2 separate regions of the Homo sapiens genome follow, and region 2 is linked to region 1. A link is a contact called in ENCODE Hi-C or POLR2A ChIA-PET data. All regions are on one chromosome and are shown on one strand. The core of a region is the stretch at or near the end of the contact, and the rest is flanking DNA. Distances in the headings are between cores, read along the strand shown. Region 1 has its middle 21 kb from the start of LINC01180. Region 2 overlaps ADAM11 (ADAM metallopeptidase domain 11).

Evidence for each region. A loop is a pair of places that touch in the nucleus more often than their neighbours do. ChIA-PET counts read pairs that join two places held with the same protein, here RNA polymerase II (POLR2A). Pooled maps may share reads with other maps.
Region 2: a pooled map shows a loop between it and region 1 (3-fold over the local background). The contact joins two enhancer-like sites. A Hi-C loop is called at or near these places in 2 of 50 pooled maps. POLR2A ChIA-PET finds 5 or more read pairs at or near these places in 2 of 52 experiments (PC-9 and activated CD4-positive, alpha-beta T cell).

The regions. Positions count from the first base shown.
Region 1 is chr17:44,627,180-44,630,734 of GRCh38, reverse strand. No RefSeq gene overlaps it. Among named protein-coding and RNA genes, the nearest start is that of LINC01180, 21 kb to the left of the region's middle. RefSeq lists an enhancer at 1,881-2,040 and a silencer at 2,151-2,270. Within about 2 kb of position 2,019, at least 9 of the 41 ENCODE cell types and tissues checked have a DNase peak (open chromatin) inside an H3K27ac peak, as active enhancers do.
Region 2 is chr17:44,774,501-44,778,055 of GRCh38, reverse strand. ADAM11 (ADAM metallopeptidase domain 11) reads right to left here. Exons shown (of 27, transcript NM_002390.6): 13 at 3,474-3,555; 14 at 3,307-3,358; 15 at 2,745-2,844; 16 at 2,591-2,662; 17 at 2,380-2,472; 18 at 1,849-1,929; 19 at 1,261-1,311; 20 at 1,094-1,157; 21 at 791-890; 22 at 455-574; 23 at 193-361; 24 at 1-104. Among named protein-coding and RNA genes, the nearest start is that of ADAM11, 17 kb to the right of the region's middle. RefSeq lists an enhancer at 1,508-2,008 and a silencer at 1,846-2,165. Within about 2 kb of position 1,640, at least 9 of the 41 ENCODE cell types and tissues checked have a DNase peak (open chromatin) inside an H3K27ac peak, as active enhancers do.

The DNA of each region.
Region 1 (3,555 bases), core at 770-3,269:
AATACAAAAATTAACGGGGTGTGGTGGTGTGCACCTGCAGTCCCAGCTACTCACTCAGGAGGCTGAGGTGGGAGGATGGCTTGAGCCTGGGGGGCAGAGGTTGCAGTGAGCTGAGATCGCACCACTGCACTCCAGCCTGGGCAACATAACAAGACCCTGTCTCAAAAAAAATTTTTTTTTCTTATCTGCTTTAAAAAAGGGGGAGGAATTTATAACATCTTTACTACCTACTTGTATGGCTTTTGTGACATCATGGTTCCAGTTTGCCAAAAACTATTAAACCATTATTGTAATTTAGCTGCATAATAAAGACTTTGAGGAGGGTAATAAGTGATGAAAATGACCACATTAGGGCAAATAGGTTGACAATTTATAAAATGGCTTTAAGACTTTTCCTTCAAGGGGATGTTAGTGTAAGCACTAACATCAGTAACTGGTTTTTGTTAGGTGATCCTTATCAGCCCAGCCTCCTAGGTCACAGTCATTCAGTCAATAGCGTCACTTTTAGATGACTTGCATGCAGGAACCCAGCCCCTGGTGCTACATATGAGTATGTTTGGGAGTGGGGTAGTGGTGGGGATATGGAGCACTGGGACGATGAGCAAGAAAACTAAATGCTAGAAGGATGCTTAGAAATAATTATGTCCAGTTTCCTCCTTCTCCAAGATTAGAAAACTGTTAGCTAGGCACCGTGGCTCATGCCTGTAACCCCAGTGCTTTGGGAAGCTGAGAGGGGAGGATGGCTTGAGGTCAGGAGTTTGAGACCAGCCTGGGCAACATGGAGAAAGCCCTGTCTCTACCAAAACAACTTTTTTAAAAAATTTTTTTTGGACAGGGTCTCACTCCATTGCCCAGGATGAAATGCACTGGCCTGACCACTGCTCACTGCAGCCTGGACTTCCTGAGCTCAGGTGTTCTCCCACCTCAGCCTCCTGAGTAGCTGAGACTACAGACGTGTGCCATGGCCGGCTAATTTTTTCTGTATTTTTTGTAGCGATGGGGTTTCACCATGTTGCCCAGGCTGGCCTCTAACTCCTAACCTCAAGTGATCCTCCTGTCATGGCCTCCCAAAGTGCTAGTGAAATGGGAAGAGTTCCCTTGTCCCCCTTGCAGGGCATACGATAGGGGTGTGGCTCGCTTCTTCAGTGCCCCGCTGCTCAAACTTCTAGGGGAGACATACAGACAGGCAGGCTGTGGGGCTCCGGCCCTACCGCAGTGTCTAAGAGTGAATGCTTACAGCTCCTGGCGCCCCAGTGGGCGCGTGTTACAGGGTGCTCTTTCAGCTTTGCTGTCGATAAGTGGCTTGTCTTACCAGCTCAATTAGACTTCTTCCTTGGCGCAGAGACCGAGAACAGAGGGCTTTCTGTATCCCGGGGTTCTTCCCTTGGTGTACCAGAATCGGATCACATGTGGGCTTGGAGTATGAGTGCAAGGTTTTATTGAGTGGAAGTCGCTCTCAGAATATGGGACAGCCAGAAGGTAAATGGTTGTCGCCTAGGAATCAGGCCGCTCGGTGGCCCGCGCTCTCCTCTGACTGCCTCAGCCAAACTCTGTGTTGCTCTGCCTGATCAGTGGCCTGCCAGCATGCCGGTGCCTATCAGTGCGTTCCTCTCAACGCCTAGCCAATGTGTGTGCCTCCGCTGACGTGCTCCTCCTCAACATCCAGCGGCTTGGCTTGGCTTTCCTTGGGGGGGGTAGATCTCGGGTTTTTATAGGCACAGGATGGGGGCGTGGCAGGACAGGGTGGACTTGGGAAACGCAACATTTGGGCAGGAAAACAAAAATGCCTGTCCTCACCTAGGTCCGTGGGGGTGGAGCCCTAGCCAAGGACTACGCCCTCCTGTACCCAGCACTTCCGTTACCCCTTTCTGTATCATTTAAAGGCACCACACACTTCCCTTCCTAGCACTTACGTATCAGTTTCAACAGAAGAGAATGATTTCCTGGGTTCTCAGTTTTTCTCCCTGACTCGGGGTACCAGCCCAGTGTCTAAAGGCTCTTCGGGGTGGCGGTGGGCCGTGTTTTTCTTTCTCTCTCTCCTCTGATTGGGACAGAAATGTCTTACTCGCCTGAGTGAGCAGGGCACACAAGCAGGCGGGCTCTCTCTCCGGCCGGCTTTGAAGCCGACTAATTAGGGCTTGGGCTGTCACAGCTGGCTTCCCCTGCGCCTCCCCTGACCCTGCCCCTGCCGCTGCCCCTGCCTCCCAGCCTGAGAGCTCCTCCCCTGCTGCCTTGTCTTCCACGGCCGACTGGTGGCTCTGCCAAGCCATCCGGCAAGGCCCTGGGATCTGAGGCCTGGAAGGGCCAAGGCAAAAGCAACCGAGAAGGGACAAGATGAGGCGTGGGACATGGAGCGAGCCCACAGACCACGGGGTTTCTAGAGGACTGCCTCTTTCTGGAACCCCTCATTCATAAGGAAGCCTGGAAGAGAGCCGCCTGGGCTAGGGACTGAGCCGTGGGCCCTTTATTTGAAAGCCAAAGCTTTCCGAAGGCTCCAGCCTCTCAGCCTGGCCCTTATAATTAGCCCCAATCAAAGTGTTTATGTCAGGGCCTACTGCGGAACTCAGGGCCCCATGATTTCATTCCAAACCTGGGGGGAGGAGAGGGGAGTGAGAGGGACTTGTGTTGGTACAAAGAAAACAGAGGGATGGGTAAGAAAGTTGGTGAGTGAAGAGGAGGCCGTCCTGGAGCAGGGAGGACAATCAGCCTCCGTTTGGCCATCAGCACAGGGGTCAGGAATCCACCTAGAGGAGCTGGTGCCCCAGCATCCTGACCTGGGCCCGGCCTGCCTGCCTTCTGGGCAGGCTCTGTGGGTGGGTGGGCTTGTGCCAATCGGAAATGGCTCGGATATAATTAACCCAACTAATCACCAGCCTCAGCCCTGTGGGAGGGGAGGGCACAGCCCATAGCCACGGCCCCCCCAGGAAGCTCCCATCTCCCCATGCTCCCTCCTCTGACTGGGGCCTGGGGTGTTCCAGGCTCTGCAGCTGCTTTGGATGGTAGAATCAGAGGGCGGGCAGGGAAGGGATGTGGGAAGAGACATGTTGCTTATTCTTATCTCTGGCCTCAAGGGGGATGTGACCGGAGGGAGTGTGCCTGAGTGTCTGAGCTGGCAAGGGTGGGTGGGGGGTGACTGAAGGGATTGTGGGGGAGGGCTTGGAGAGAGACTCCCAGCCATGGCTCCCAGGTGGCACTGGCTGTGTCCCACACTCAGTTAGCACTGCCCTCCTGTCTAGCCCTCCCGGGGAACTCTCCCGAGTGGGATACAGCTTGTAGGGAATTCTGTGTACTGGGTTTCGTGTCCTGGGCAGGGCAGGTGGAGTGTGGCATCTGAGTTCATATCTCCCTTGCGAACAGTCCTGCGAGGCCTCCAAGGGGTATCCCAACACCCTTCCTCCCTCAGCAAGTGAAGCTTTCCAGGATCTGGACCTGGCTCCTCTCTCCAGTTTCACTTCTCTGCACTTCTGGGCTCCGGCCTCGGGACTCTCACCTTCTCAGACCAACCATACCAGTGGCCTGAATGCTCTTCCCTTCCTCTGATCTGAACATTAACTA
Region 2 (3,555 bases), core at 391-2,890, 150 kb before region 1:
TCCGTCTCCCCCGTGGGTGGGGACGTGGGCAGGGGGTTATGGATACTGCAGTCTTTGCCTGTCCAGTCTGGCTGACAGATGCACTTCCCTTCATTGCTGCAGACCTAGAGGCAGGGCAGGGCCAGGAGAGGTGAGCAGGGGCCTGTCCCCTCTTGTAAGCTTCTCCCGCCATCCCAGGCTCCAGGCAGTCACCCCGTGGTGGGAGCAAATCCGGCGCTCCCCACTGCCGGGGCAGGTGCTGAAGTTGAAGGCAGAAGCTGGCAGGCAGCGATGGTCCAGGCACAACATGTTAGGCCCGCAGGCTGTGCCATCCTCCACATAGCTCAGGTCAGAGCCGTCCGCCAGCTGCACGTGGCCTCCCCTGGGGAAGTGACACAGCCAGCCTCAGCCCCCTGTCTCCTAACCCCCAGCACAGCTGCAACCTCCCCTCCCTAGTCTTGGTCCTGGCCAGCACCTGCAGTCCAGCTCCTTGCCCTGGTGGTAGAAGGTGACACTACTGATGTCTCCCACCAGGTCCCCTAGCCGAGGAGCTCCAGAGATGTTGACACAGAGGAGGAAGCCACACAGCACGTCCCTGTTGGGGCATATAGAGACAGTGAGCCCCAAGTTTGACCTCAGACTCAACTACTGAACTCTAATCTGCCCTCACCCTGCACCCTGCCACCTCATTTGCCACGTGCCCGCCCATTGGGACTGACAGGCTCCTCCTGGGAGAACCTGCTGCCCCATCTCTGAAAAGTCTCACACCTGCCCTGGAGCTGAGAGGCCCTCTGGGAGCCTCAGTACTCACTGCTTACTGCACTGGACCCAGCCAGATCCCTTGCGCCCACAGCTCCCACGCTCCGTCCCCTCCACATTCAGCTTCTCGTAGCAGAAGCGATCAGCAGCCGCTGTGGGGAGAGGATGCCAAGTGACCCCACGCGCCCCAGGACCCACCCCAAGACCTCAGGCCTGCATCTCCCACACTCTGCCTGGGTCCCTGAGATCCTGGGGAGCTACACACTTGGGGGCCTGTTCAGCTGGAACCCACTCTCCCCAGCTTCTCAGCTCTGGGTCCTCCGGAGTCCCCACTCCCAGCCCTAGCCAGACTCACCATGGCCCCAAAGAACCTGGCACTGCCGGTCCCGGGTTTTGCAGCGACCTCCGTAGCAGCGGCCCTGAGAGTCCAAGAATTAAGAGGCAAGGGATGGAGATGCTGAGTGGTCAGAGTGGAGACAAGAGACTGCCCTGAATCCCAGGCTCAGGGGGCAGCCATCATACCTGCTCATGGTCACAGTAGTAACCGTCCAGCTTGTGCAGGTTAGGCGGGCACTGTGGAGAGAGGGGTGGGGTTGAGCGGAGCAGTCCCAGGACTGGAGCTGAGGGCTGCCCCAGGGAGGAATGCTGGGGTACCAAGTGCCCCCCATTGGGGGCTCATGCCACAGGGCTCTTCCACGCCTAGGACAAGCGATCTGTCTGGTTCTGGACCCAGACCACACGGATTTGCAAGCCCCAGAGCCGCTCCAGCCTCCCTCCCTCGTAGGGCTGGGAGATAAATGCCTGGCATGTAATTAGGTTGTAATAGATGTTAACTAATATTATCGTCTACTCTGATCCCTAACCTACACCAGGCACCGGGCCAGGCGCTGGGAATACCAGCCAGACGATACATTCTGGTTTAATGATTGAAGGAACAAGGCCAGGAGCATGAAGAACCCCTTTCTCAGATAAGAAAACAGTCTGATCAGTGGAGGTCGATGCCAGCTGTGGAGAGGAGGGGAGTGCTGAGCACTCGTCCGGGAAAACCAAATCGACAAGGGTAGGGGTTGCCTCGCCCAGGGCTCCACAAGACGGCGGGGCCGGGCGGACCTGGCTAGAGTCCCCGGTGCAGGTCTCCGCGATGTCGCACTCGTTCACGGCCTCTCGGCAGGACACACCCCGTGGTTCGTACTAGGGAAGAGACGCGCTCCTCGAGTCAGGCAGGATGGATGCCTCGGCCCTGCCCTCCCCAGGCCCCTCGCTCTCTGGACCCCCACATCCCCGGGCCCTCCAGCTCCCCAGGGCCCCGTTTCAGGCCTGTTCTTATTTCCCTGCTCCCACCACCTCTTGAACGCTCCCCACCTCGCTCCCAGCGCACTCAGCACCGCCCCCAAGCCCGCCCACCTTCCCGCCCCTCCTTGATTCTGGGCAGCCTTCCCTTCCCGCTCCTCGTAGCCCCGCCTTCAACATCCTTCAGCCCCGCCCCTTGCTCCCCATTGGCGCTGTCTTCGCATCAAGCCCTGCCCCAGAGGCCTTCGTCCCCGAAGGCTCCGCTTCCCTCCCTAGCTCCCACCCCTTATATGAAGGCCTCCAATCGCTCCTCCTGCGTCCTGGCCCCGCCTCCCGGCCGGTCCTGCTTACCTTGCAGCGGCGACAGCAGAGCCCGTCGCTGCACATGGCGTCGTGAGTCAGGGTGCATTTCTTGCAGCAGTTGCCACCTGCGCGGCTGCACTCCTGAGGGACGCGGGAGGAGGGGAAGGAGGCGGGCGAGCCCTAATCCTCCCACTCAGACGCTCCCTCGTGCCCACCCCCGCATCCCGGTTCCCCACCTGGCGCCCGCACCACCGCTCACCTGCACCGAGCCGCAGTCGCACTCCTCCCCTGCCTCCACGAAGCCGTTCCCGCACTCTGGGGGGTCCAGGAGCTGGACCGGGAGGACAGGTCGGGAGTCTGGCCCGGACCCCGCCCAGGGCCCGCTCCCATGCTCCCCGCCGCGGGGCTGGTACCTTGAGGGGCTTGTTGAAGAGGCAGCTGCCACCACCCTCCTGCAGAAACTGGTTGTACTCGTCGATGCTACAGCGCGAGAACTTGCGGGGCAGGTAGAACCTGGATAGGGCGAGGGGAGGTGCTGCTGGCTGCTCCCCTCCAACCCACCCTCACCCCTCTCAAGGCTGGGGAGGGGGTACACTGGGGGACTTCGTCACCATCGCGAGGAGGCGGAGGATCTGCCCCGGGATTGCACCAGAATCCTCCCGCCTGTCCCTGTCGCTCCCATCCCCTCCGCTGAACCTGGGGACTCGCAGCCGCGCTGGAGGGAAGGTGTCTCCATGCGAGGCTTGGGCGGCGCCCAGTGGCCACGATGCGCACTGCAGCCTGGCCGGTTTTGGTGTCCCAGCAGGGAAATCTGGGTCTCCCGGGGCAGTGTTTGCGGAAAACTGGGCTTCTTGGGATCCTGAGTGGTTCTGTGAGCTGGGCCTCTTGAGCCCCCTGGTCCAGACTGCCAAACAATGCTCGCTCTAAGACTCCCCTCGCCCAAGACCTTCCCCCGGTTTGTCCCCAAGAACTCACCCAGTGTCCTCCATGATGCAGCCCAGCCAGATGTCTGGACACTTGCAGTCCCCTGAGGGGTGAGCCAGGCGGATATGAGGGAGGCCAAGGACCACCCCTCCCACTGTCACCCTCCCGTTCCAGAGCTGCTGGGCGTGGGCCACACGGGGGCCTCTGGGGGAGGATACCTGCCGAGCTCCGGTGTTTGTTCCACATCATGCCCAGGTTCTGTCCCAGCGTCTGGGCAAGGGTCACGGCCATCGCCCCCAT